5 separate regions of the Homo sapiens genome follow, and all the other regions are linked to region 3. A link is a loop called in an ENCODE intact Hi-C map of the cell type or tissue named here. Cell type or tissue: heart right ventricle. All regions are shown on one strand. Each heading gives the region's core, and the rest is flanking DNA. Links, peaks and the distances in the headings are about the cores only. Region 1 overlaps LYRM4 (LYR motif containing 4). Region 2 overlaps F13A1 (coagulation factor XIII A chain). Region 3 overlaps LY86-AS1 (LY86 antisense RNA 1). Region 4 has its middle 50 kb from the start of NRN1. Region 5 overlaps NRN1 (neuritin 1).

Region 1 (6,051 bases), core at 528-5,527, 1.4 Mb before region 3:
TTCTGGTTCACAGGCTGCCTGATTTGCAAAGTGTTATTTGCTCAGTTAAACTTGGTTAAATTTACTTTGTCTAAGGTTTGTCTTTTAACAATACTTAAAAAAAAATAAAGCTTAACTAAAATTTGAAAAGATTGAAAAAATCTGTTTGGAGGAAGGAACATTTAAACCTGTATAATGAGTATTTCCAAAGTACATAAGGCTGTGGCGTTGAAGGACACCAACACAAAGGTTTAGACAAACTATGATGTGCTCTCTGTACTTTACAAGTAGAAAGTACTTAAGTGCATTACAGGTATGCACAGTGTGTGGCTGAGGATCCCGTTTCTGGAACCTGGAGTTGGGCTCGGGAAAGTCAATTTGTGCTTCAACTTGATCTGCACTTGGGAACATGTAAGGCTTATCATTTCCTAGATTCTTAACCATTCAACAAAAGCATGTTAAAAATGTAACATACATGCTGAAAAATGGTTAAGAAGGTAAACTTTATGTTACGTATATTTTGCCACTATGAAAAATAAAAGAGGTAACACGAACTGAAACCAAAACGTAGACTTTCCTTTTTCCTAGACTGTGAGCAGTACTGCCTTCCTTATGCCACTTCCACCTCCTAAATAACCAACCAAATGGATTTAAAAGCCTTCCAACTTGTTGTTCAGGTGTCCAGTTCTACAAGTATTCAAGCATTGTTTCTCTCTGTAGAAATCAGACCAAGAGCCTCTGTGTGTGATCATGACTACCACTACCTTATGGTTATAATTATTCTGGATGTTCAGCTTTTTAATCTAGTTTTCATGTTTGAAAAACTATACTTTCACAAAAGTTGAGCATTTATCACATTTGTGGAAATAAAAAGAAGATGGCACTGTTGAGGGTACTGGCCCTTCATAGGAATAATGCAGATGGGAGAGATGGGGGTGGTATGTCTCAGGGTCCTCATGCTCACATATTTTCTATTAAGAGGATGAGGTCACAACAGTAAAGTACACTGCCTTAGGTCACAGGACTGTAGCCTGATTTATCAATAACTCGCCCTCTGTCCTTGGCAATCACTCGGCTTCTCTGCGCATCAGTTTTCTCTCTGTAAAGTGGAGAGTAGGCTGATTTCTCAGGTCCCTGCTGCAAAAGCCACTCAAGCTTCTATCATTCCACAGAAAGGAAGAGCCTCTTCAATAGCCTGGGCAGGAACTTGTAAATACAGGATTTCTTCTGCCAACGCACATGTCCACCGTAGCGGAACAGTACTGGTGTGGATGAAGGAACCTCATTATATCAAAACGCATACTAACATCAAACATGACAGCTGGAAAAAGTTTAACTGATAATTTAGTAGACCCTTCATTTTACAGAGCAGGAAAGTAAAATCCCAAAAAGCCAAAGAGCATGACCAGCATCTCAACACTCACGGAGGTCAGAGCTGGAAGGGATTCTAGAGCTTTTGAGGGAGGCTTTTCCAAACTTTTACCCCCCCACCAAACTGAACCGTGACCCTCACTACCACTGAGGAATAGGCATGAGGGTATAAAAAAGGTTAAGAGAAAACGTTAAAGTTTCCAATGACTGGGTTTGGAGCTCAGCCTTTTTGTTTCCCAGAAGAAGAAACTGAGATCCAGAGAGGTTAAGACCAGGTCAAACTACAAACCAGAAGCAGAGCTGACCCACAAACGCACCTATTTACCCAGCACAAACCCATGCCATGATCGCTGAGGGTCTGTGACAGGCTGCCCTGTTTCTGTGCATGTGTCGGGGGGGATGCGGGTACAGGTGATAAGGAAACCGGTGTGGCAGATGGTGTTTTCCAATGATTGTATTACAATGAATGGACCCTCCTCTACTGAGTGAAGGGGTTTGTGTTCTCTCTATGTGAACCTGGACAGGTTCTATAACCTTGACAGTGGAGGTGACGCTGTACAACTCCTGAGGCTATGCCGTAGAGAAAATATGGCTTCTGTGTGGCTCTCTCTGCTGGGACTCTTGCCTTTGGAACCCAGCCGCCATGTTGTGAGGAAGCCCAGGTTACAGTGAGGCCATATGTGCTATGTTCTGGCTGACACCCTGGCCAGACTCCTGGCTCACAACTAGCATCAACCTCCAGACAGCTAAGTAAAAGATGATTCCTGCCCCCAGCTTTCCAATCTTCCAGCTGAGGTTCAATCACTGTGGAGCAACACAAGCCCCCCTCGCCATGCCCTGTCTGAATTCTTGACCTATAGAAGTGGGATGTGGCAATAAATGAAGATTGTTCTTTGAAGCCACTAAGTTTTGGGGGATGACTTACTGTGCAGCAATAACTGATATACAAGGTCCTTAAATCACCAGCCATTGCTAGATTTCTTGATTTTCATTTCTACCATTCAACCATTCCCCACCCCCTTCTACTGTTTACAGGTAAAGGCCATGCACCTTTTCATTTTTTCCCCTTAAAACCTGAAACATGATTTTTTCCCTAATGACTTAGCCCTTGCATTAGGAGATGGTGTAAACTGACAACGCTTTGGGACTCACAGCCATGCCCAGATTTGAAGAGCCCAGGATGCTTTCCCTACGCTGCCTCGTAACTTCAGTTTCTGGAATGCCTTTCCCTAAGGAGAGCGCAGCCATCCCCAGCCATGGACCCTTGGCCTGCTGGCCTCATGCAGATGTCTCCCAGGAGGCCGCATCGCGGGCCGGTCCCCTGTGTTTTCAGTTTTCATCAGCACTCCTATATCCTTGCCCTACTCTGACTCCCCACGTGGCTGCATTCCGGATATGCTCTGTCCAGCCTCTCCGGAAGTTGGGATGCCACATGTATTGGTTCAGAGCTGGTGGGAGATCAGTGATGCCACTTCCTGTTCACAATGCCTCAGGGGTGATCCCGATAAGTGACATCTGTTAGCGCTCTAGGGCCTGTGGCCACATTGAGGAGGCCAAGCCTGCACCACAAGCGGATCTTCTGTGTGAGTCAGCACACCACTGTCATTCAGGGTACGGTGGCCAATCTTACACAGGGGATCAAATATGCCTTCTGGCTCCAGTGACTTATGGCAACCTCTGGGGCACAGTTTCGCCACTGGGGATGGTCTTCAGGCCCATAACTGTGTGAGTCTGTGCTTATACATGGGCAAGTTTTACTGGCAATGTGAATAATTCCTATTTCCTTAGCGTAATATATTGGTGACTGTGATACAGACATCGGGAGGTTGACAGACACAATAACAGGACCTATTATAAAGACAAACCGAGTATTGTGTCCTTGGCCTTGAGATGTGGCTGGCATAGGCCTAAGCTCAGAGGGCCTGATAGTGCACAGAACTGGTTAAAAAAAAGCCAGGAGGAAGAAATCGGCTTTGTCATCTCTCTCCATCTTGTTTTCTCTGTCCTGCCAGAATTTTAAGGAGTGCTAAGGGTCTCTTCTGCAAGCCTCAAAAACACAAGGCAATACAGCTCTGATGGAGGCAAATTTTACAGCAGAAGAACCTGAGTGCCAAAGGCTGCGGGAACAAAAAATACCAGAGCAAGAATTAACAGCATGAGAAAGCATGCGGCCAGCAGATGGCGACAGAGGCCTTTGTGAGCCACTGGCTGCCGGGTTCTCAAGTGCTGGAAGGTGGCTCTTCACAGCTATTGTATAAGTGATTTATGTATTTGGATTCTGCTCAATGTTATATATGCATTACTGAATAAAACATTCACAGTATATCTTCCACCAGCAGCTGAGCTCCAATTCTAAGCTTCTGAGGTCTAATTCCCAAGGCTCAAAGAAGCCCCTGACATCAAATTGCTTTCCTCCCTGAATAGCTGCTTCATACTCCAGAAAAAGAAATGCTTAGAGAGGTGAGAGCGATCTGATCTGATGTGACCACATAGTCAGAATGCTCACCAGCTCTGTGAGGAAGAGCAAACGTCTGTCAGGTGGTTTCCTCAAGGCCAACTTGTGCAGGGCTTCCCCAGGCTCCGGCTGCTGTTCCCCGACTTCCTCCTGGCGGCTGTGCCTTGCTCAGCTACCTGCACTGAGATACAGGCAAGTCTTGGGTGAGGGCTAGCCTCAGTTTGGACAAGAAAAAGAAGTGGCTTACGTGTAAGAAATATGTCAGGTGAGGCCGGGTGCGGTGGCTGAAGCCTGTAATTCCAGCACTTTGGGAGGCTGAGGCGGGCAGATCACAAGCTCAGGAGATCGAGACCATCCTGGCTAACATGGTGAATCCCCGTCTCTACTAAAAACACAAAAAATTAGCCGGGCATGGCGGTGGGCGCCCGCAGTCCCAGCTACTTGGGAGGCTGAGGCAGGAGAATGGCGTGAACCTGGGAGGTGAGCCGAGATCACGCCACTGCACTCCAGCCTGGGCGACACAGCGAGACTCCGTCTCAAAAAAAAAAAAAAAAAAAAAAAAAAAAAAAGAAATACGTCAGGTGAATTTTCCAAACCGGGTATTTAATCAGTTAGCTACCCATGGCCCCAGGAGCTGGGAAATCACTTTGTTCCTGCCTGGGAGCAGGAGCTGCATGTGTCTGGGAGCTGCAGTGCGGCGCTCACTCCCGGGCTGCCCGGCCTTCCCTGCAAACCTCCGTAATCCCTTCCCGCAGGTGTTTCTGCGAGGCCACGCTGGGTGACCTCTGAGGTCTCCTTTAGGTCTGTGCTGAGACGCTTTGACGCGACATGGGAAGCAGGCGCAGGCCACAGAGTTTCTAGCAATGAGCCCAAAGTGAGAGTCAGTGTGATGGGGTGGCTCCCGGAGAAGGACACACTCTTCCCTGGGAACATATTTGAGAGGTAAAAGGGCAGGCCCCATCTCCAGGCCTGGCGCTGGAAGAGAATTCCACAGAAAGCAGAGAACAACGGGCACATCCCTGTGGAAAACACCAACCTGGCATTTCACACACACAATCCATGTGTTGGCATTCCGTCTTTAGTCACTGACAGGTCATATGAGTTGGAATCTGAGGCAAGCTTCTCCTGCCCCTTTCTCCCATTTGCTCCCCACACCTGGTTTCTCATTTAGAACAAAGGAGAGAAAGTGCAGTTTCGGTGAGTGGAGGAGCCGGCAGCATCTCCAGGCATTTCCATGTGGGGGGCACGCGCCTGTGTAAGTGCCTTATCGCCCTCACGCTGCAAACAGTGCTGCGAAGTCGGCACCAGTATTGTTCTCATTTTGCAGGAGAGGAAACTGAGGTTCATAAAGATTAATAAAACATGTGCTTAATTTCCCTTGGTGACTCCGGAGTCAACGCTCTTCATCACTATGACGGCGAGGGCGAGGCTGCGGAATTTCTCTGCCACACCTAAGGCCCTCTACCCACCAAGTAATAAAAAAGCTTCATCAGAAGGGAAAGCAATAGGACCCCAGCCTTATGAGGAAAAAACATCACAGCAGAGAAGGCTGCCAGGGAGGAGAAAAGAAAAATCATTTCCTATTTTCGATCCTCATGCCTATTAATATGAAATGGTAGAAAACATCAGAAAGGTCACCAATATGTCTTTAATATACGCCCACTTCACGTGGTCTTATTTACACCCACGGCTTCACCACCAATGCTCTAGTAATATTGACTGCTAGAGGTGGGCTCCTAACTCAAGCCCGCAAACCAGCATATTCAGCCTTTAAATCCCCTCTAGAGTTCCTGCATTCCATTCCATTCCACTCCATTCCCCTTGGCTCTCTCTTCCCTCAGCCGTCAAATGATCTCTTGCTTGGATTAGGTTTCTGCCTGGACACTATGCCTCTACGATCAACTCTGCAATTAATTTTTCTCATGATTGCAATTCCTCTAGCATATATATACATTCAATGAGATCGCTTCATTGCTCCAAATATTCGAATGCCACCTCATGGCACATGGTGCTTCTGGCACTGGATTCAGACCTGCCTGCCTCAGCACGGGCTGTGTCTCATCCACCACACATCACAAGCCTGTGAGTTCAGGGGCAGTTTAGTAGCATGTTTCCCGTATTCAGTCCTAGCAAATGAATTCCTGAGAACTAAATGAATCGTGCAAGGTGCTGAGGGGTCCCTTATTGATGCCCTGTCCCTAAGGAGACTAGACTTGACTCAGAGTAAAGAATGGGCCTGTGCCAGG
Region 2 (5,000 bases), core at 1-5,000, 230 kb before region 3:
GATTATACCTGTCACAGATGGGATCTTGAAATAAGTTAAATGTTTAGGTTTATATACTAGGAATTCCCTAGTGAACTGAATTCTCCATGCAATTTTTGGTAATATTGTTATTGAACTATAAGCATAAATGCTATCCATGAGAAACTGATTTATTTAAAAAAAAACAGGAAAAATAACTCTTTCTCACATTTCTTTTGGGTACCCAGAATTTTAACATGTCCTTAATTAGAATGATTAAAAGCATTTTCTTAAGTGGCTTAATTTATAAAGTGTTGTTATTAATACATCCTGGAACCTATAATGTTGAAGGATTGCTCAGGTGCTCAGAGGAAGCTGGAACAAGAGAAATGAGCCCCATACCTCCAGGGGCTAAAACCCCTCTGGTCTATTCCTCTTCTAGCCTGGAGTATCTCTACAGCTTCCAAACATATCTCCTGTTCTCCATTTTCTCCTTACTCTTTTTTTTTTTTGAAACGGAGTCTTGGTCTTATCGCCCAGGCTGGAGTGCAATGGCACAATCTCGGCTCACTGCAACCTCCACCTCCCAGGTTCAAGCGATTCTCCTGCCTCAGCCTCCCGAGTAGCTGGGATTACAGGCGCCAACCACCACCCCAGGCTAATTTTTGTATTTTTAGTAGAGACAGGGTTTCACCATGTTGGCCAGGCTGGTCTCGAACTCCTGATCTGGTGATCTGCCCACCTCGGCCTCCCAAAGTGCTGGGGTTACAAGCATGAGCCACCGTGCCCAGCCCTCCCTACCACTTTGTAAAGCATAATTCTGATTATGTATTTCTGCTAATTAGAATCCTTCTCAAGTCCCGCATTATCTGCAGGAGGAAAGCAAGATCCCCAAGGCCTGGTATGGTGTGATGCCTGCCATCTTTTCCCAGGCTTATATCTTCTCTTTCATCTTTTAGTCCCTCCTCACTTGCAATATACTGTTCCCTCTACTGCAAACACTTTTCCATGCGCTTGCCTGTCAGGAACACTCATACTCATCCTCTAAGTCTCGGCTCCAATATCCTTGCATCAGGAAGCCCTCCTCATCCTCTTCCCCACTCCACCACACCGCTAGACATTGATTTCTGTTATTTCACTGCAATTTGCATAAATCACAGTCACAGTCTTTATTACACTGAATTGCAATGATCTTTTATTTATTTTGTCTTCTACACTGAGAGTTTCTTGAGGCCAGGGACTAACTTACTCAACTTCATGTCCCAAGGGACAGCCTGGAGCAGCTCCTGACACATATGTGAAAACCAGTGTATATTTTTCCAGGAACTGAATGAAAGGAGGAACTGCTGCTGGACAATAGCATTTCTCAGTCATACACTGAATGCCTCTTAGTCTCTCAGTAACCTTCAATCCAGAGAGGTTTACTCTGCACAAAGAGGAGGTTTATCATTAATTGGTTGATTTAATTCTGACAAGGAGTGGTGGGATGGAGGAGATTCTTAGAAAGGTATAAGACCCCATTAGCCTGAAAAACTACTAGAACCCAGTTTTTAAATAGGGCCAGGCTTGCTTTCCAGTTTTAATTCAATACAATAGAACTGTTAAATGATTCCAATTACTGCTACAAATGGTCGCCTATTGTTAACAATATAGAGCCAAAGCAGACCAACAACATAAGGTTTCTTCTGGAATATTACATTTCCAGCTACACATAACCTTTCAGACCAGGAAGGCAGTGGAGAGATTTTTCAGAAACACCAACTAAGCCTGCAGAACAGTCTATTAGAAATTGATACAAATCCAAATCTGAGGAGATCGTCTCAGTACCTTTCCTGGCTACAACTGAATTCAAAGGGTGACATTAAAGATGCCTAAAATCATGCAAAGATGTCAAACGCTACCACTGAATGGCTGGTCCCACCTCTGGGATTTCCGTGCCTACCTCAAATATTTCATTTTTTTTTTCTTGAATATCATGGTGTGTATGAGAGGAAACTTACATGAGTTTATACATTTTAAAATACAGATTTTACCAAAATAATTCTTAACCAAATGTTACCAAAGCCATGACTTAAGGGCGTTATATACACTCAGTATACCTTAGAACACTGTATATATCACACACAGTGATGGGCAGGACTCACTGCTACAGAACTATTAGAAATGAAAAAGCCGCCATTTCCCCCCTTTTCCTCTTCTTGCCTCTCTGCATTTCTCAGTCAGTATTACAAGAGCAGCTTGCTAACTGGAAGAGTGGCCACTGAAAAAAATGGAGACAAGAGTTTAACTTGGGGCTGGTGTTCCTGGAGCCAAAGTCATCATCCGCAGATTGGTAACCGCGGATACAAGGCCTCTTAGAGGCCACTAGTGGCCACTGGGTGAACTGCATGAAGATGGCATTTTAAAAATGAGTGTTCTTTCCAAGGTTTAGTCGCTTAGCAAATTTCGTCCCTTAGTGACTTGGAGAAAACTTGATATATAGTGCCAGAAAACCTGCTTTTAGAACAATTAAATATAAATCTGAAATGCAAAAGGTAACCAGGAGATAGACCTCCTTGTTCAGATGGTTTGTGTGCTGCTATGTGTGTGTGCATATATATATATATATATATATATATATATATATATATATATATATATATATATATATATATATAGTTTTTTTCCTGTCCTTCTCATCTGGGACTTGCTGTCATGATTCTGGGCTTCAGAAACCGTATCCCCAGAGCATGTAACACTTATCTTGTCTGTGAAAAATATTAAATGAATGCATATGTATGAAATCTGTAGCTTGTTATTAATAATAAATTATAATGCCACTAGAGCTATGAGTCATTCAATTCACAAGTGATTGACTGTTCGTTCATTCATTCTACAGTCACTGGACATTCATATTCCTATGCCAGTGCCTCTAATGGATATCCCAGAATGTCACTTGGGTTGTGGACACATATGTCTGCCAAGTAAATAATGACTGATTTTTTCAGAGTAATTCAGTTATGCTGCTCCCCACCTGTGCCTCCAGAAATCAACAAAAGCAGTAATCCCAGATTTTATTTTTCTTAATTGGCCTACCTGCACATGTTCTCTGACAGTTTTAATGTCTTACTAGCAGCATTTTGTTCAGATGTCAGATTTATGGGGGCTACAGGTCGTACATATTCCTCATAGGAACAAGTATTCCCTGGAGTGCTTTCCTGACCTTGCTGGGATATGATAAGTTGCACATTCCCAGTCAATGAACACTTATTGGTCACGTGCTGTGGGTCAGACTTGATCACAGACACTGCTCACTAGATGCTCACGACAATCTGTGAAGTAGGCATTGCTTCCATTTTGCTGATGGAGAAACTGAGGCTTGGGCACCAATATGACTTTCCCAGAGTGAGCAAGAAGTGGCAGATGTGGAACAGGAAGCCAGGTCTTCTGCCTCTGCTCTCTGCTTCCCTGCTTCCCTGCACTGCCTTTGTAGAGGTTCCCGTTTTTCCCAATCCTGGCAAGGGTGGCTGTGTCCTGACTCCTCGTGGCAAGGACGGTTGTGTCATTACTCCTCCTGTTCTTACTGCCCACTTCTTCCAGTGCCTACACCCCCTTTCCGGGGGCCCAGAGTCTTTTGGGCCACAGGGGAATTTTGCTAGAAGATGGAATACACAAAGGCAACCTGCTTAATAATTTGATATCTGTAGGCTTTTGCATTTTATTTGCATTCTTAAAGAAAAAGACTCGTAGACTGGGTAAGCAGTGAATATCAACTGCTTACCTTCAGCCTCTATTTCCTAACATATAACATGGGGATGAGGATTCATTGATTAGCAAGTCCTCTTAAACTCAGTTCTGTGGCTGTCAAGGTGGGGTTTTAGAGAGTGGCATCCAGCTGGGAGACAGATTTCAGAACTACAAGTTCGTCTTAGCCCCTCAAACTCTACCACCTGACTGAAGATGCCCTTCTGTTCTGTGAACTTCTTTTCCCAAACTTGGATGGTACTGGATACCTCCCTGATTTCACTATTTGATATCAAATCATCTAGTGTGACAGTAACACAATGACACCAGTCCACAACACCTGGGCAAGTGTCTGGCTTGCTGGATAAACTGCACTTCCCCTTTCCCTTTGCTATATGGAGAGCTGCATCAATCTGGGCTTTCAGGCATTGGTCTCCTTCTAATGAGGGGAATCGACCACACAGCTCCAGCATGACCATGCTCACCTATCCCAGCAAATAGGTGTTTATCCCCAGTGAAACCCAGCACAGAACACCCTTAGGAGTAAAATTAGATTTTGGTGCATGAATGTTATTGACAAAAAAGACTCCCTGCTCAATGCCACTCGGGGACATGAGTCTGAATGTCCCTGCCATGGCCCAGGGGAATGATGTCTGTATCACCAAACCAGTGCTGGCACCTGGACCTTGTCACCACTGACAGGGCTGAGAGGAGGTCAGCTGCCGGCTGCTGTACCCGGAACAGGTTTCTAGGGATCAGGCAGAGGCAAGAGGCTGGGGAAGCAGCTTGCCTTGCCAGCTCACCAGGCTGCTCTGGAGAGAAATAGAGGGCTTCTATCTCTATTACTGTCAGAGTCTGGCACTTCTCCCCGGCTCTGAAATTCACAGCAATGGATGGAGGAGGGAGGAGGGAGAAGGAAGGAGGTGCAAGCCAGACAATCAAAACAGCCACAATATTTTGGAAGTGGAATATTCCAGCTAGAGAAAATTCTCTAAAGCATTGAGCAGTAGGGCTGGAAGAGGCCCTAGCTAATCCAGCACTCTGGTTTTGTAGAGGAAATAGTTGAGAGGCAGAAAGACAAAGCAACTTCTCTGAGGTTACAAGGTCAGTAAGGGGCAGAACTGGGACAAGGCTCTGGGTCTTCGGTGCTTTCACCACTTAAAAGAAAGCTTTTGCTTTCTTCCTTTATAAAACCAGAGATTGGCAGGGGGCTTCCTTTTGTGGGAACCCCAGTGGAGACAGAGGATGTTTACCTGCAGGGAAGAGGGGCCAGGGCCCGGCTGTGCCTGGACCCAGAGTGGTGGGGAAGGGGGGTATGC
Region 3 (6,051 bases), core at 400-5,399:
GTTTTCTCTTCGCTTTAAATGTGAAAGATAATTTGACATAGAACAAAAATGTTTGGTTCACAAACACTTTATCCTCAAAATTCTGTAGATGTGGTTCCATATTCTTTTTTTTTTCCCCCCCGGAGACAGAGTTTTGCTCTTGTTGCCCAGGCTGGAGTGCAATGGCGCCATCTCAGCTCACAGCAACCTGTGCCTTTCAGGTTCAAGCAATTCTCCTGCCTCAGCCTCGCAAGTAGCTAGGATTACAGGCATACACCAGCTAATTTTGTATTTTTATTTTTAGTAGAGACGGGGTTTCACCATGTTGGCCAGGCTGGTCTCGAACTCCTGACCTCAGGTGATCCTCCCAAAGTGCTGGGATTACAGGCATGAGCCACTGAGCCCAGCCAGCCATATTCTTTTTGCACTCGATGATTCAGAGGATAACTCCAATGTGGGCCCTACCTTTGTTCCTTTGTGAAAATTAAATTAAATTAATTGGACATTAATTAAATTAACGTTTCAAACAATACACTAAAAAGACTGAGATCATATACAAAACAATGTCTGCACGGATGTTCTGCAGAGGTGGCTGAGAAGGGATCCCACAGCTCCCAAGCCCTTGCCACAACCAGAGGGCAGGGGCCAGTGGGCAGCTGGGTGCAGGGATTATTTGTGAGGAGGGGTTTGGGAGGTGGTTTTAGAGTGTTTCTTCCAAGCCCTCCCTGGCTCTTCCACAAGTGTTGGGGTGAAGTGGTGCAGAGGGAGACATTGTGTCATGGAGCCCTGGGAAGCACTGAGATTAAGAAACCTCTCTCAGGAGGCTGAGATGGGCAGATCACGAGGTCAGGAGTTCGAGACCAGCCTGACCAACATGGTGAAACCCCGTCTCTACTAAAAATACAAAAATTAGCCAGGCGTGGTGGTGGGCACCTGTAATCCCAGCTACTCAGGAGGCAGGGGCAGAAGAATTGCTTGAACCCAGGAGGCGGAGGGGCAGAGGTTGCAGTGAGCCCAGATCGCACCATTGCACTCCAGCCTGGGTGACAGAGTGAGACTGTCTCAAAAAAAAAAAAAGAAGAAACCTCTCTCATTTAGCCTTCTATCTAACGATGTTTCTATACTGACCATGTTTAGAAATTAGCAAATAGCATATGGTCTCAACTAAATTAAACACCCACAGGAAAAAAATAGTTTAAGGAAACATACCAAAAGGATTATTATGTATTTAGAATCCGGGTAATATTTAATTTTTGTTTTCATATATTTCCTTATTTTCCAAAAATTGAGAAGAACATCTACTAGTTTCATAATGAAAAATCATATTTTCTAAATGCCTAAACACACAATGTTTAACATAACACTACGTACGCCGTACATGTATAACATACAATTAGGTAAAAATTATCCACATGGAAAACACCTGGATAGAACTCCCCTCCCTCCACACACACACACAAAAATCCCAGTGTTTTCCTCTGCATAGCGATTTCTCTATACATATCTGTAAATTTTCAAATTTTTATGTAATGGAGGAGGGAAGGGGAAACTTTAAAACACCAGTCCCAGAAATATGGCCCACCTGTGTGTGGGTGGTTAAGGAGCACACCTGGAACATTCACACCAGGTTCCCCTGGGAGCCCAGTGTCCTCCCCCACTCCAAAACCACGCCCGGCTACTTCTTGTATTTTTAGTAGAGATGAGGTCTCACCACCTTGGCCAGGCTGGTCTCCAGCTCCTGAGCTCAAATGATCCACCCGCCTCAGCCTCCCAAAGTGTTGGGATTACAGGCGTGAGCCACCGCACCCGGCGGTTCGTTTCATTTTCCTTCACTACCTTTCCTCGCTCACTCCACTGGCTCGTTCTTGGAGCCCCGACTCCTCTACACTGGGTCCCACTACACTGGCCCTTGGTACATACATTCCCACACTGTCAATCAACTCTTTCACCCCCACTCTGCGAGTCCCATCTCCCCAGGAGCCCGCGAGCTCCTGGGACAAGGATGTGACCATCCCCAAGCTCCTTCTCCAGGCTGAGCTGGGGGTGGGGGGGCTTTCCACAAATAAGATTAAACTGAACAGGCGCCCTTCCTCCCTCAGCCTTTCCTGGCCCTCATCCTTGAATTCCCAGCCCCCAGCTTTGCTTGGGAAATCAAAAGACGCCAAAAGGCAAAAAAACAGCTCACTGGGGAGAAAAACCCGAGTCTCCCTCCCAGGTCAGTAATTAGTGCGGCCGGAGGAAGAGCAGCCCCTGGCACAGTCGGGTCCTTAACAGCTCCCGCCCCAGAAGCTGCCTTCGGATGAACAGCCGGGTGAATCGCCATGAAAAATTAATCAGCCTCCGCCTGTCCGCGGCCTAGATGGGCGCAAAGCAGATGACCTGGCAGGAACCAGCCGCAGTGAAGCCACCGCAACCGCAGCCGCAGCCGCGGAGGGGAGGCCGTGCACCCGCCCGCCGGGAGAGCCGCGCGCCTGAGCCGGGCGCACGTGGGAAGTGGGCCACGAGACTGGAGTCCACCGAGATGGAGGCCCCGGCACTCGGGCTCAGGCCTTTGTGCTTAGCACGTACTGTTGGAATCCAGCACGCCCTGCTCCGGCGGGCGCCTCCGATCCTGAAGCGCGCACCTGGGAACTCACGCACCGCCCAGCCGCGAGGGGCTTGGCCTGGCTGAAAGCCACATTATTCTCGAAAACAACCGTGGGAAGCACACGCTGAGCTCCCGGGGCCCCTAGAGTATGCAAAGAGGCCGGCCCTGCGAGACTAAATAAGTCTCTCCCCCTAGGACCTAGTCCCTTGCCACCGGCTCCCGCGGCCACCGCGCAGCCAGAGTGCACCGTCCCTAGGGCTTTGGCGGTGGCCAGAGCCAGCAAGTGCGGCGGCCTGGAGCTGGGGTGGTGAGGGCGGATGGCAGGTTGGAGAAATGCAGCCGAGCCGCAGGTTTCTAGAGGCCTCTACAGCCCCTGCCATCTGGGCACTGCACAGACAGACGCTGCGTGAGACCTGGAGCTCGCCACCTCCATGCGGCGCTGCCAGCCACTCCGCTGCGGGTGCAGGAGCGTTCCATGTCGGGGACTGAGGGACCAGCGCCGGCTCCCCAGTTTCTCTGCATTGTGAAGTCATTTTCTTAAACTCGGGCTTTAAATAACCACCGATGACTTGCCTACGGGCCACGCAGATGCTATACTCTGACCTCGCTGGGATGTGCAGAAGTATTCTACTGTTTTGCTTTTGAATCAAATTAGGGAGTTTAGAGAAGTTTTAGATTCAGGTCAGGCTTTCCCAGGACCTCCAGGCTGTGGACTGTGCTCGAGCTTAGGCCAACAGCGCCATCTGGTGGTTATGATCCGCATGTACCCGCCAATGCCTGCAGACCGGAGAGAGTGATGTAATGGTCCACAATTGTTCCTGAAGCCAGCTCTGCAGCAGGCCAGATGTTATGGGTGTTTTATACCCCAGTTTTTCGTGTAAGTCACTGAGCGAGGGGGTTTCTTCATAGGACGAATGCTATATGCTGTAATGGAAATTCCCCTTTTTGCAATCTATTCTAGAGAGGGTGGATTTGAAGCTAGGGAGACATAGGACATAAAAAATCCAATCTCTTTGACTCCCAGCCTGACTACCTGACTTTACCAGGTCCCACCAAGACAGGATGTGAATGCATGCCTCTTGATTCCAAGAGGATGTGGAACTGTTTTACATTCCTATGCTGTCATGGCCTCCACCAGCTCATGCATTCCTTCAGGACTGAAAGCAGACTCCACACTGCCTGAAAAATTCCCGGGACACTGATCCTCACCAGAGTTGCCCCTCTGTCCCTCAGACGTCCTTTTATTCCCTTACTACCGCAGCCTGTGGCTGGCCTCCCGCCAGGGCGCTCCAGCACCTCGGACCCCTCAGCTGTCTCTCTACTCTTTGCCTCTTACCTTGACTTGCCCAGCACCCTGCAGTTGCTTTTCTGTCTTTACCCCATCTGGCCAAGACTAACTAGAGAATGTCACCAAACTATGCCAATTGGACCAGCTGCAAATTTAGGCTGTGGGACTTCAGATGAGCCCTCACTGCAACTCAGTTTTCAGCATTTGTTGATTCCTGCATTGCAGATATTCCAAATGTTTCCTTCCAATTTTTAGCTCTTGCCCTTACAGTATCTCACAATTTGAGAAACAACTTCTACTTTACAGAGTTGAAGTTGGCCTCATGTGAGTTTCCTCAATGTTGCCTCTTTTGCCCTTAAAATGTTTGTATCACCTTATTTTTTCATTCTACGTTACTTCAACAGGGAAAAATCCTTTGTCTTTCCAAACCAAATGCATCTGCTTTTATCTCTAACATAAAATATGAAGCCCAAACAAAGCAGGAAAAAAAAACTCAAAATAGAAGCAAAAGGAAACTTCAAGAAACTATCATTAACATTCTCAGAAGAATGAATAAAAAATATTGCACACATGAAAAAAGGATGCCACAAGAAAAGGAATATTCAGGAGGTGGAAAAATCCTATTAGAAATTAAAAAATATGATAGCAACAATGAAAGTTTCAAGAGAAGAGTTAGAATAGAAATTTAGTGAAGCCTTCCAGAAAGTACAATAAAAAGGCAAAAGGGCAATTTTTAGAAAGAAGGAAAACTACAACATTAGCCCAAGAGGCCAAGTCAGCTACGTAATTTGAGAGACTCAGTGAAAAATGATGATGTGGAGTTCTCTAAGAATTTTGGCTGGGCGTGGTGGCTCACACCTGTAATTCCAGCACTTTGGGAGGCCGAGGCGGATGGATCACAAGGTCAAGAGATCGAGACCATCCTGGCCAACATGATGAAACACCGTCTCTATTAAAAATACAAAAAATGAGCTGGGCGTGGTAGGATGCGCCTGTAGTCCCAGCTACTCCAGAGGCTGAGGCAGGCGATTCACTTGAACCCAGGAGGCAGAGGTTGCAGTGAGCTGAGATCGCACCACTGCACTCCAGTCTGGTGACAGAGGGAGACTCTATCTTGAAGAAGCTGGGGTCAGTGCAATGCACCTGTAATTCCAGCTACTTGGGAGACTGGCTTGAGGCGGGAGGATGGCTTAAGTCCAGGAGTTCAAGACCAGCCTGGGCAACATAGTGAGACCCTGTCTCTAAAAAAAAAAAAAAAAAAAAAAAAAATTAGCCGGGCATGGTGGCTCATGTCTGTAGTCTCAGCTACTGGGAAGGATTGTTTGAGCCCACGAGTTAAGGCTGCAGTGAACCTTTTCTAGTTCTTTATTAATTTTTTTTAGAAACAGGGTCTCACTCTGTTCAATTCTAGCTCATTGCAGCCTTGAACTCCTGGACTTCAACGATCCTACCACCTCAGCCTCCTGAATAACTGAGACTACAGGGACGTGTCACCACGCCCAGATAATTTTTTTAATTTTTATCTTGTAGAGAAAATGTCTCACTGTGTTGCCCAGCCTGGTCTCAAAACAATCCTCCTGCCTCAGCCTCCCAAAGTGCTGGCCTGAGCCACTGTGCCCAGCCCCTTCTCTAGTTCTAACTAGTGACCTTCTCTAGTGAGTCTCAGCCAGATGAGGTATAAGACATCATGTCACTGCACTCCAGCCTAGATGACAGAGCAAGACCCCGTAAAAAGTCTTTAAAAATTTCAGGGTGGCAACAGGAGAGCATTAAACCCAGCGGGGGGTTGCTGCAGTGGGCACAGTCCTTCGGTCCCTGCTTTATACCTTGTGATTCAGGGTTCTCAGCAACCCATGCCATGAGGAATCCTCCTCATCAGAGTTAAAGCCATAGGTCACACACTGCCTTGCAGGCTGTTTTAAAGTGGGTGGAAGGCGAGGATGCCCTGTCAGCCCTGAGGATTTAAAGCCATGTTCTACAGAAGCCTTACCACATGTGACTGTTCAGACCTAGATCTGGCTCATTTGATGCAGTTGTGCTGCCAGTGTAAACTACACATCAGATTTCACATAAAAAACAATGTCAAGTACGTCATTAATCATTGCATTATGTTGAATACATGTTGCAGTGATGTTTTGGATTTACTTGGTTAAATAACGTTTTATTAAAATTAAGTTTACCAGTTTCTTTTTGCTTT
Region 4 (6,051 bases), core at 536-5,535, 490 kb before region 3:
CAGACAGCCTCTGCAGCCCCACCAGCCAAGGGAAGCAGATCCGAGAACTGACCCATCCCTCTTACTGGCTCCTTAAATTAATTTAGGAGTCAGACTGTCATGATGATATTGATAGCAATAGGTGAGTACTATTAGATTCCCAAGATAATGCAGACTATTGAAGAACTCTGTTTTAATATAAAATGCAGCCAATTTTCAAAACACATAAGGCATTCTTCATATTTAAGAAGTCACATACCTTGCATCTTTAAAATCATGTAGGGACTCAAGCTCTCGTTCACTATAGAAGAATTTTAAAAGTATGGATTAAGGAAGTCACATAGCGGTCAGTATCATCAATCATATATTGAAAGATTCCAACCTTCTATTCAAGAAGCTATTATCTTTTAAATCAAGAAAATGCCTAGGAGAGCCTTTCCTTGTGAAGAAAAAAAGAACTCGAAGACAGCGCTTCAGGGTTTTGCCCTGAAGTATTTTTCCCGATGGTATTTAGCTGCCAAAGTGGATGAAATCCTTAACATGAAGACTTTCTCGCCAAGAGGAGGAAGATATGAATCAAGGAACCTCATCACCCAAGCCTCAACACCCTATGGATAGAGTGGTCATCTGCTTTCTCCCAAGACAGCCCAGGTTTATGCCTCCTATCCTGTAATGGTTATTACTAACCCTGCCTCCTCCCTCATTTGCATGGACCTTAAATTATTAGATTTATAAAAGTGCCAACTGTGTAGGCTATGAAAAGTCATATGGTTTATCGTCTAAATCCCCACTCATTACTGGAGTCCATGTGGCCCTTCAGGAGCTGACCCGACCTACCATTCCAGTGTAATTTCCAGCATTTTCCAATGCACTCTGTGTTCCAACTCTGCTGAACTACTGGGTTCCCAGAATGTGACATGTTTGATTTCTCGTGGTTTGTATGTGGCGGTTCTCTCTGCTGTTGGGAATTCATTTTCCCCACAATGTGCTCAATCTACTCTTCTCCCAGACTCTTCTAATACTAGCTCTTAGTGAAATCTCACCTGGAAGCCTCCATTCTTTGGTGCTTTGTAGAACTTTAACTCACTGCTGACTGTTTGTGGATTCTACCATCAGGCCCACTATGTGTTATGCCCAGTGCAAGTCTGTGTGAGGGAGAAAGAGAGGGAAGAAAAAGAAAGGAAGGAAAGAAGGAAGAAAATAAACATGGAGAGAATCAATAAAATAGGCATTATTACTATAGAGTCCATAGCTGCTAAAAGGGAAACTGGAATTTGGGAGTAACTTTTGCATAAGACTGTGATATTTCTCTTTAATTATCTGTTCATATTTATTTTCCTCTTGTCTCTTCCTCATTGTTTATAATAAAGCTTCAAGGAAACCCTCAAATGTCTTGTGCACTTCTTGAGACAGGCTAGGTGTGGGAAAGCAATGAGACTGCATATTCTGCAGTGCTGCAGGGAGAAGAGTCTGGCCACAAAGAATCAATGAAGGTCCGTTTAAGACAGGAGCAGAAAATCCAATCCTAGAGCAATGGAGAAAATAAAAAGCATGGCAGGGGCTAGCCTGGGATCACAAAGTGTCCTGGGGGTGTCTGCACTGGCAGAAGGTCCTGTATCCTGTCATCTGGTTGAATTTCAAAGTTATAGCTACGTTCATTATAATACTATTTAGGCAAGGACAGAAATCAGTACAAAGGAGTTTTTATTCCATGAGGATCTCATTAGAAGATGGATGCTCATAAAGAGAAGGTCTTAAGATGTCAGAGTATTTGGCCAAATATGCTTCTTCACTTCTTCAGGCAGTTTCTAAAGTGTGGTCCATGGATCATCTGCACCAGATGATGCTAGCGGCTTGTTAAAATGCAGATTCTTGGGCTCTTTCCCAGACCCGCTGAACCAGAATTTCAGGAGCAGGTGTGGACTCCAGATTTTCCACAGCTCATAGGGGGCCCCCGTATTTACTACGCTGTGAGAACCGCTGCCCAGGGAGGGCTTGGTGGCCTTTCCTCACTGTATTCTACCTTGGACAGGAGTGAGCTCCGTGGGAGAGTCAACATTTTCACACAATGGTTGAGCTGTAGAGCGAAAATGTACCATATTACTACCTGAGCCTCCCCTGGGAAACCCGGACAGAGGGGGTGGGCCTCACCTCCAGCCATGTTTCTTCTGCCAGGAATGATTCACAAATTTCCATGCTAATTATAGGGATGGCTGAGAGGCTCTAGAAAATTCCTCTTCCATGCTTCTTTGCAGCAGAGGTTGGGATGAGATTGCGATCAACCTGACATCTTCTCTTTGAATTTCCTGCATCAAGGAGACAGGCATCTGATTTCCCAACTGGCTTACTTTGGCTGTGTCGGCACTTCTATAATAAGCTCTGTCCGGTTTCTGAAAATGTGTGGAAGGTTAACATAGTGGGTCTTTGTACTTAGTGGCCAGGAGATGAGATGCAGATCAACACAAGGGAAAGGCAAAGTCTCCTTAGTAAAATGAAACACTGACATTTTTAGTGCTACGCGGAGAGGACTCTTACAGTGCAATGGTAGCCATTTTCCAGGTGTCCAGCTGTCCCTCAGTGGCACATACCCATTACACTGAAGTGGGTGGAGTTTTAGAAACTATTAATATTTTTAAATTGCCTTTTCCTATCATTTAAAATCATCATTTTCTATACCACAGAATCCCTATTCCAAAATTTTGGGAATCCACATAGAGCTTTGTTTACCAGCTTATTTAGGAGCATATGTGTATTTCGTATGGAGTTTTTGTATTACTTAAGAACAAATTATTCAGGATGATAATTTCTGTATTATTTAAGTCATCGCTGTCATGCTGCTTTTAAAACAATACTTCTCAATTTGCCTAATGTCTTGAATTGCTCAACTTTTTGAGCATGGATACTATGCTTGAACTCCTGTCTGTCTGTTTTTTAAAATTACATCTGATTCGCTCAGATAGCACACAATGCAGAAAGTTTGTTTTCAGTTTGGGAACTGCGGAGTCTGGATTGCTTAGATGGCTCCAACAAATTCATCAGTCAAATGTCCCTTTACTGATAGAATATTTGTGGAGTCAGTTTGAATAATCCTGTTAAACATGGATGATTGGAAAACAACGTAAGAGCGTTTTGCTTGCTGCTAGTGCAAACCAAAGAAGAATCACCTGATGTGAAGAATCATCTAGCTTTAAGGCTTATATTCTGGTGTTGATAGCCTCTTGAAGGGCTGTTAAACTAACTCTTTCAAAGGCAAGGTTCATCAAGTTCACTTTGATCCAGTAGAGGGCACTGTATCTCTGTCCTTATGCATACATTTGTCTGTGTATTACATAGTATTATACATGCCCTATATTACAATATATTACTATAACGCCGTATAGCCCATTTGCCTATTTAAAACTCCTTTGGAAATTTACCTTTTATCTTCCTCAAAGGATGAGAGATTGTAATAATCCGAAACGATGAGAGATTATGTGTGATAGCGCACTTACATGTGAATCAAGTATCCATTGTTATATATTTATCCGTCTGTATCAACACACGTGTGGAATAAGCAAAGCAGGGGTTATTTTTTTGAAAAGCAACATTGAAAAAGCAACATTTTTGAAGACTCTGGCTTTTAAGGGGGTATTACTGCATTTTCCCCTCTCTAGGAAGAATATGAATTTCTTGAAAATGACTTTGATAGCTCAAATCCCAGAATCCAGAATTCTGATTTTAAGTTGTTTTCCGTTGTGCCTGCCCCAAGCACCCAGCTGGCGTCGCCCAGGAAGGTCAGCTCGCGGCGTGGGGCTGGAGTTTCAGCGTCCTGGGCTGCGGGCGCCTACCATGAGCCTGGGTGTGTAGTGCCCGGAAACCTGCTCCTGCGCGCGGAGGTCCTGCTTCAGCTCCCCACGAGGTCCGTGGATTTCAAACCGCCCTCTAGAAAGCCTCCTAGTGCGATGTTGCTGTGGGAAAACCCCTTCCCGCCCTGGCTCGGGCTCCTGGCCTCGGTGATTGCTTGCTGTTCCTCCTTCCCAATCCTTCATGTTCAAGTACGCCCGCAGACGAGCAAATCGGAGCAACCCGAGTATTAAACACAGCAAAGCAGTTAGAGTTGAGAAATCCGGCTTTAAACCTAACACAGAGCAATAAGGCTTTGCAATGCAGGGATAATTTGACTACAGTGACTACAGAAGAGGAACATCGTTTCTGTCCAATTAACCTGGAACAGGCATTACTCTCCCCATGATAAACATGATGACTTGTGGAGAATGGGATCTAATTATTGAAGTTTTTGGAAATTCAGCCCAACTGGAAAGTGAATGCGTCCTTCTCTGCCTCTATTAAAAGGGAGCTTGCTTTTTTAATTCTTCTAGAAGAGCTTATTAATTCCTGTTAGAGAATCTGCTGCTGCACTAAGGGCTTTAAACCATGACACTTTTTGAAAGGGTAACAAGATAAAAGGAACGTGTTGGATGTCATCGGTCTCGATATAGTTCTAAAGTTTTGGTAATCAGAGTGCAGTGTTGAAGGCCTGGAAGTAGGGGAGAAGATGGAGGCTGGCCTCCACAAGATTGCAGATAGTCCAGAAAGTCTGCAGAAGAATCATTTTCATGCCTCCTTTCATGTTACCTTTTTTTTAAAAAAAAGCAATTCCCCTTCATTTCTTCTTACTTTATCAGGAAGAAAGGCTCAATTAGCTACTAACACATCTTTAACTGCTAATCTCACTAAATTATTTTAATTATAGAGGCTCTGGGCAAATATGTATTAAATGAATGAATTGGTCACATAGAACTAAATAAATCACACATTTTCCCACCTCTGTGCCTTGCTGAGGCTGTTCTGCTGTCTTGGACATCCTTTCCCCTTGGTTGGGACAAGTTGAATCCTGTTTATCTTTCTGCACTGCACCTATAAGAGGTTTTATAAAAAGAAATGACAAACCCACATTGGCAAAGGTGTGGTGAAAATGGCACCTTGTCTGTCACTGGATGGAATGCACCTGGTTTTACCTTTCTGAAAAACAATCAATGTACCTCATGAATTACTCCTCAGTAAACTTATCATAATAAGGTAAGCAAAGATTTAGGGAGCAGTGTGTTTGTTTAAATGTTATTTTTTTGTGTTGGGTCTTGGCTAGGCTAGACAAGGAGATGAATGGAACTTAACCTAGGTAAGCAAGCCTTGTCTGGGAATCTATTGACATCTGATTAAATGGCAACTGAGACGCTTCTTGGAAGAGAAGTGGGGTTGGAATTAAAGAAAATTACTATGAAAAATTTCAAACACACACAAAAATAGAGTGATAGAATAAACCTTCATATTCTGGTCACCCAGATTTAACAAGTATCACAATTTTGCAATACTTGTTTCTATCCCTTCATTTTTTTTGCTGAAATATTTTAAAGCAAATCCCATTTCTCATGCCAGTTCATCTTTACATACTTCAGTATGCACCTTTTAAAAATATTAACTTTCTTATGTCTGCAATGCCATTATTTGCACCTAACAAAATTAACATTTTCTTTGTATCATTTATTATTTGTTTTTTAATAAAAGTTTAATTTTTATGGGGGTAGTAGTCAGAATTCAAACAAGGTCCCTCCATTACATTTGGCTGTTGGGGATGAAAGGTTTTTTTGTTTTAAATTTTTTTCTTTCCATAGGTTTTTGGGAACAGGTGGTGTTTGGTTACATCAATAAGTTCTTTAGTGGTGATTTCTGAGATTTTCGTGCACCCATCACCCAAGCAGTGTACCCTGTACCCAATATGTACTCTTTTATCCTTCACCACCCCCCACCCTTTCCCCCAATTCCCTAAAGTCCAACGTAGCATTCTTATGCCTTTACGTCCTCACAGCTTAGCGACCACATGTGAGTGAGAACATATGATGTTTGGTTTTCCATTCCTAAGTTACATCACTTAGAATAATAGTCTCCAATTCTATCCAGGTTGCTGCAAATGCCATTATTTCATTCGTATTTCTGGCTGAGTAGTATTCCATGGTACATATATATCACATTTTCTTTATCCACTTGTTGATTGATGAGATTTTTAGGCTGTTTCCATATTTTTTGCAATTGCAA
Region 5 (5,898 bases), core at 899-5,898, 550 kb before region 3:
ACCCAAGGAATCTAATGCAGATGGTGGGAAAGCCTGACCTTCCAGAGCAGCAAGGTTACTTACTGGGTTGACAAAAAAGGCAAAAAGTGTTAGCATACAGTGTTGATAAGGATGCAGGGAATCTCTACATCCTTTGGGAAAGTAAACAAACATCTTCTCAAATGAAAAGCACACATACATACCTTTCTGCCCAGCAATCCAACTTTGATCAAGCCTATTGTATTGAAGAAATTAAAATACTAGTACATAACGTTGTTTGAACAGGAATATTTATGAACACAATACTTATACAGTACAAAAAACCTTGAAAAACTTAAATATTCATCAATAGAAGGAATTATGTCACCATTTAAAAGGAGATATTTAACTATTGCTCTTGAGGAATTTGGTTGCAGAGAAATACATATTACAATTTTGCAGAAATGAAACAAAGCGAAACCCAAAGCCAACCTCCATATATGTATGTGTGTATATGTGTGTAACAGCACGGGGAAAGGCATGGAAGAACACACGTCAACCTGCTACCATTTATTAGTGGAGGGAGGATGTTTTCTTCCCTCTCTGTACTCTTGAATTGCTTCATTGTTTACAATAACTTCATTACATTTTTCAATGTTGGGAGAGGAATTTAAGATAAATGGTGGGAGTGAGCGGGGGCAGGGAAGAGAAGTTGTCAAGGAAGATACAGGAGAAATCCCATGCTGGGAGAACCTGGCCACTCTAGTTGGGGGTTTGCAGAAAGCAAAAGCCAGGGGTCTGGCCTGGGCACTGAGGGGGATGGGGTGGAGTAGAGTCTGGGGGTGCACACATTGTTGAGCGACCTGGCTATTTGAACTCAAGGAGCTTATCTAGAACATCCTTTGAGAAGGCCAGAGAGGATGATGGATCACTGGGTAGTAGCCTGCAGTAAGAGGAATTTAAAACGCTTTACCATAAAGAATAACTGCTCCCAAAATATTAAAAGAATGAGGTTCTCAAGGTTATTTTGAAGAATTCGGTGAGATCCACCTGAGGAAATTAAATTAGTACTACCTAGCACGAGGTAACTGGCATGTTGTCCGAAAGAGCTTTACCTATACTGTCTCATTTGATACAAGGTACAATCCTATGAGGTAAGTATTATTATCGTTATTTTACAGAGGAGGAAACTGAGGTATAGCGGGGTTCAGTATCCCGCCCATGGTCATGCAGGTGGGAACAGGAGTGTTCCGGCTCCGAAGTCCTGGCTCTTGGAAGCCACACTAAAGGCTGCGTCCTTCCAGGGCGCAACTCTGGGCGCAAATGTTACACTCTCCTCCCCTCACCCGGTGGGGGTGGAGTGGGGAGAAAGGGCCTTCTCCGTGCGCCTGCCGGGATGGCCGGAGTTCGGTGGGGCCAAGCTGAGGTTCCTCTCCTGGGGCTGGGCAGGGTTTGGGCTAACTCTTCTCCCGCCGGCATTCGGGTTTGGGGGCCGAGGCTGCCCAAGAGTTAACCTCCAAAAGGGCCCTGCAGGGGGTGCTTTCTCTACACTGTTCTTCTCTTGGGTAGTGGAGGGGTTGGTGGGGGAACCACAAGCTACAAGATTACAAAGTTGCTAGACTCCTTAGCCTAGGGAGGTACGATGATTTGGGACCGGGTGTGGAGGTGTGGGCGGGGTGGGGGGTGCGGTGTCTTCCGGAGCCCTAAGCTGGCGTCCTCAGCCGCTCCTTTCCGTTCCTACCCCCCACCCCCAGCTCACCACTTCGTTTTCACGTCTGGGAGGGGAGCGGGGGGCGGTGATGGGGAGGAGACCAACGCTTTGATTTCCCCTGGTAGGTGTTCTGAGTGGCTAGGGATCCTTCCCTCGCGTGCCCCTGGGTCGGGGCGGTAGACAGCTCCAGAGGATGGACGGCCAGCGTGAAAGCTAGAGCTCGTGTATTGTAGGGAAAAGTGGGGGTGGCGGGGAGATAATGGTTGAATACCTTCCTGATATTTGAGGGAGAATTCGGCAAGGGGGAAATCTCTGGCTCCATCTTTGGCTGACTCATCGGATTTCCTGGGGTGGGCTCCGGGAGAAGGCTCGGGGCTGGCGCTCCTGCCTCGGTCCGTCCAGCACCAAGACGCCAGGTTCCCGGCGGCCCTGGCCCTCTGGGGGTACTGATTACAGTGGAAAGATCTCTGCGTCCGCAGAAGGAGAATTTGTGTCAAGGTTCTTGTGCGCCTTTTCTTCTCTGGGGGTTCTGAATGAAAATAAGTCCCAAGGTCATCTTTGTCCCTTAGCTCTTGCCCAGAGCTCTATCTGCGTCTCCAAGCTTCTCCATCATCTCCTTTTGTGTTTCAGGTGATCGCCCACCTTTCTTCCCTTCTAACCCTACTTCCGGATCTTTTTCCCCCTCGTTTCTCCCCGTGTCCCCCATTTTCCACGCTCGAGTCCTTTTTCTCGTGCCAGTTTCCTCCCTCCGTCCGATTTCCTTTCCCACGGGCCCTGGAGTTCCTCGGGCCCAGGCAGGGCTCTGGAACTGGCCTGACATGTTCATAATAAGGATTGTCAGACACGGTACTCAAGTGAACTACCTTGTCTTGAACTTACTAGGACAGAGGATGTGATAAAGGAGGTCCTTCTCTAATCCCAACAGCTCCTCAAAGGCTCGAAGCCAGCCTGAGTGGGCCACTTGAAGAGCCACGGGCTGTGGGAAGATACGGAGAGGCTACTCCGACGTGGGGAGGAGGTAGGTATGACGATGTCCTCTGTGCCTGAAGCCCACTCCGTCCCACTCCCAATACTCCCACCATCTCATCAGTGGGGCATGCTCGCCCTGGTTAATGTCATCTCCCTGAACTGCCAACGAGGCTAGCAGCTTTGCTGCTTAAAACCGGTAACATCAACCAACATATGGAGATGTCATCATGATTAAACGGCAAATTATAGCCGAAGACGGCGCGATAATAATCTAAACAATCACCACAAGAAGAAACGTTCTCTAACGCTCCAGTTGCGGAAGCCTGCGTTTCCAAGACTCGCGGCCCTGCGTTCCCAGGGATATCTCCGTGCTCACGTGAGCGTGGTCCTCGGCTTGGGACAGACAAGGGAGCCCCAGACAGGACGATAAGGTTTGGAGATTCCCAGGGCGATCTGGGACTCCGTGGCGTGGGGGCTTGGAAGCGCGTGGAGGGGCTGAGAGAGGGGAGAGGGCGCCCTTCCTCTAGGGCGGCCCCGTCTGGGAAGCAGTTGGAACAGCAGTAGGAGCCAGGGGTTCCTAGAGAAGAACCCTGTTAGGAGAGCAGACCAGCCCGCGCTCCCAGTCCCCGCCCCCTCGCCCCTTCTGCCCCGCCCTTAGCCTGCCTCTTCCTAGATCTTCCAGGACATTGATTTCCGAGTAGGAAGCCCGCGCTGCTAGGGGAGGGGCGTCCTCTGTGGGTCGTGGGGGGGTTTCCCTTCTCTCCACAGTCGGAGCAGAAGGGCGCCTGCCTTTTATTTTGACAAGCAATGGGCTTAGTTGTGAGCACTTGTTTGCCCCCAATATGTAGAGGAAAAGATACTGATAGGAGGCGGCGTGCTACGATGGCAAAAATGGAGAAGACCCTCCCTCTTTATCCTGGTTCTCCTCCTTGTTAAATAGATTCGTATTTAAGATAGGCACAGACATTCTAATTTGAATTCCAGGGGTTGAACTCCAGTTAGAATCATCCTATTTATACGCAGACCGAAAATAACCATTGAAACGAAACCAACAAAATGCAACTATTTTCCAAAACCCCGAGCGTTTGCTGGTGGGTGACCACCCCGCGCAGGTAGCGCGGATCTGCTTTGGTTTTGACTGAGAACCCGGGTTTTGACTGAGACCTCCGTCGGGAGGAGGGGACTGGGTGGGAGTTAGCGGGCGAAACGATTCCCCGGAGTGGCCCCGAGCGGCGCGTGCGTGAACGCGCGGCCGTAATATATGCTGCCATTAAGAATCCGTGCAGCTTCCAGCGCTCCGGGCGCAGGGACGCATGTGTTGCTGGAATTCAATCCGTGGGGGGAATGCAGATTGGGCTGCGACTCACTGGGTTTGATTTATGAACTGTTACACTAGCAATTGTTTACACATTGCATTTCAGAGCCCGGGCCCACCCTCCCCGCAGCGGGCGGCGGGCTTCGTGCGGGAACCTGCTGCAGCCCCCTTGGTCTCTCTCCATCCTCCTCCCTTCCCCCGTCCCCCCCCCCCGGGGCCCCCGCAGCTTCCTCCCACAGCCACCTTCTCCAAGAAATCAGATTTCGATTTCTCTGAACCCAGAGACCTGCATGCAGTTCTTTCTCCCCCGCCTACTCCAGGCCTGCAGTCCCCGGACCCGGGTCGCCTCTGCCCATTTACTCCGGAATGTTTACTTCTCTTTAAGGCCATGCGGGGCCTATAAATAGGAGAGGTGGAATCAGCCCCACTGCCAGATCAATAGGGCCCGTCTCCTCGCCATTTCAGCTGAGCTGTCTTATTAATTATGAAAGGATTCACCTGATCCCTGCCAGGGAACACAGCCTCTCGGCCCCTCTGCTGGAGCCCTTAATGGCGGTTCCTTCGCAAGCTGCCTCTGGCCACCGCACAGGAAGAGGCGAATCGTGGTTAGGCCGAGCCTGCGAGGATCGTGGTTAGGGCTCCGGCCCGCCTGAGGCGGGGGCAGACGGCCGGCCACTGGCATTGTCTGCCTGTGCGAGCAAGCCCAGTTCCTCTAAATCTCAAACAGAAAGAATCTCTGCTTTGTAATTAATTTAAAAACAACTTTCATTTTCTCTTTTTTAAGGAAGCACGGTTTCGGGGAAGTGGCCAAGTGGCTTAAGTGAGGAGGGTCTGCTTGAAGGTGGCAGGTCTGCTTGAAGCGGCTTCCTGAAGAGGTGAGCTTATCACCGGCATCCTGTGTCCCTTCAGGTTCCCTGAGAACTGGGTCAAGAAAGCAGGTTGGGGTAGGAAACAAACGACACCCCCATTTCAAACAATAACTTTTATTTTATACTTCTCTATACTTTGTAGCAAATCTTTTTTTGCTGAATTTAATTTATAATAAACTTTTTAAATTACATCTCTCTCTCTTTTTTTTTTAAAATCAAGGCTCTTTTATGTCAAAATCTTTTTTTAGCTATATTTTAGATTAACATTTAACATCCCCCCCTTGTGATCTATACCGTTGGATATTCAGGTATTACTGTGTGTGTAACAGCTAAAACAAGAGGGAGGAGGGAAAATAAAGGCAGTGAACTTGGACGGATGCATCAACAACAGCAGATAAAGCTAACCCCTCAGTGACCATAGCAGCATGTCTTCTGGAAGCCTTTACTCTTACCCCAGAGATTTCCTCAGCCCCTTCCCTCTCTCCCTCCTATCCTCCAAACACAAAGCCAACAGTCTGTCCTTTCGCTTTTCTTGAGGAGAAATGTGCAGTGGAAATGATCAAAACAAGATACTGTGGAAGAACGACGTGAGCGTGAATTATTCACCGTATGTTTCGTCCGTGGACATCTCTCTTGAATTCATTCCCCTGGCCTTCTCCTCTCCTCGCCTTCCTATTAGGAGGAGCCCATCATTTTTCATGTTACTAGCATGATTAATATAGTAGGTGGCCCAGGGCCGTTCCTGAGATTCTTTTGCCAACAAAAAAAATTAATAATAATAAAATTAAAAAATGGGGTGGGTTTGCCGTTTTCTTATTTGTGTGTGAAGACGGACTAAAGCTGAGGTCCGATTTTGGCTGTGCTTGCTTGCTCACTGATTGGTAACATTTGGCAAATAAAACACAAGAAATCAAACGAAATAAAAAAGAGAATCAGGATTTCCCACAATCCTATATGAGTGTTTTCAGCATCACAGAGAATCACAACGTCCCCAAAGAACTAATGGATCTTCCTCTCGATTTCCGGGAGCATGGAGTGAGTGTGGGTGGGCGCGCGGGGGGAGCTGGCCCCACGCT

Evidence for each region. Hi-C counts contacts between places; a loop is a spot of excess contacts. Peaks named below come from ENCODE experiments on the same cell type or tissue, not always from the same donor. Only the 100,000 strongest peaks of a DNase experiment are listed, where the experiment ranks them.
Region 1: a loop joins it to region 3, with 8 times the contacts of the local background. A loop is called at or near these places in 51 of 110 quality-filtered maps.
Region 2: a loop joins it to region 3, with 2.3 times the contacts of the local background. A loop is called at or near these places in 19 of 110 quality-filtered maps.
Region 4: a loop joins it to region 3, with 11 times the contacts of the local background. A loop is called at or near these places in 85 of 110 quality-filtered maps.
Region 5: it touches region 3 in a loop (4-fold over the local background); 6 of 110 quality-filtered maps call a loop at or near these places.

Annotation. Positions count from the first base shown.
Region 1 is chr6:5,140,282-5,146,332 of GRCh38, forward strand. All of the region lies in intron 2 of LYRM4 (LYR motif containing 4), which reads right to left. The region is part of intron 3 of LYRM4-AS1 (LYRM4 antisense RNA 1); the gene reads left to right. Among named protein-coding and RNA genes, the nearest start is that of MIR3691, 5.0 kb to the right of the region's middle. In heart right ventricle, for the core only: CTCF peaks have their summits at 3,526 (motif pointing right) and 3,730; a DNase peak (open chromatin) is centred at 3,530.
Region 2 is chr6:6,313,529-6,318,528 of GRCh38, forward strand. All of the region lies in intron 2 of F13A1 (coagulation factor XIII A chain), which reads right to left. The region is part of intron 1 of LOC124901253 (a long non-coding RNA gene); the gene reads left to right. Among named protein-coding and RNA genes, the nearest start is that of F13A1, 4.6 kb to the right of the region's middle. In heart right ventricle, for the core only: a CTCF peak has its summit at 2,320; DNase peaks (open chromatin) are centred at 2,313 and 4,383; H3K4me3 peaks cover 786 bases; H3K27ac peaks cover 1,243 bases.
Region 3 is chr6:6,543,930-6,549,980 of GRCh38, forward strand. All of the region lies in intron 3 of LY86-AS1 (LY86 antisense RNA 1), which reads right to left. Among named protein-coding and RNA genes, the nearest start is that of LY86, 42 kb to the right of the region's middle. RefSeq lists enhancers at 3,074-3,133, 3,214-3,263, 3,354-3,403. In heart right ventricle, for the core only: a CTCF peak has its summit at 3,315 (motif pointing left); DNase peaks (open chromatin) are centred at 2,612, 3,312 and 3,822; H3K4me3 peaks cover 1,197 bases; H3K27ac peaks cover 1,358 bases; H3K27me3 peaks cover 1,030 bases.
Region 4 is chr6:6,054,385-6,060,435 of GRCh38, forward strand. No RefSeq gene overlaps it. Among named protein-coding and RNA genes, the nearest start is that of NRN1, 50 kb to the left of the region's middle. In heart right ventricle, for the core only: CTCF peaks have their summits at 3,247 (motif pointing right) and 3,449; no DNase peak of the experiment used is centred there; H3K27me3 peaks cover 1,359 bases.
Region 5 is chr6:5,993,079-5,998,976 of GRCh38, forward strand. It overlaps NRN1 (neuritin 1), which reads right to left. Exons shown (of 3, transcript NM_016588.3): 3 at 4,921-5,898. The coding sequence ends at 5,898. It overlaps LOC105374898 (a long non-coding RNA gene), which reads left to right. Exons shown (of 2, transcript XR_926413.4): 1 at 1-2,687; 2 at 4,738-5,013. Among named protein-coding and RNA genes, the nearest start is that of NRN1, 11 kb to the right of the region's middle. RefSeq lists enhancers at 4,773-5,898, 5,630-5,898. In heart right ventricle, for the core only: a CTCF peak has its summit at 3,157; DNase peaks (open chromatin) are centred at 3,283, 3,899 and 4,509; H3K4me3 peaks cover 3,263 bases; H3K27ac peaks cover 3,404 bases; H3K27me3 peaks cover 5,000 bases.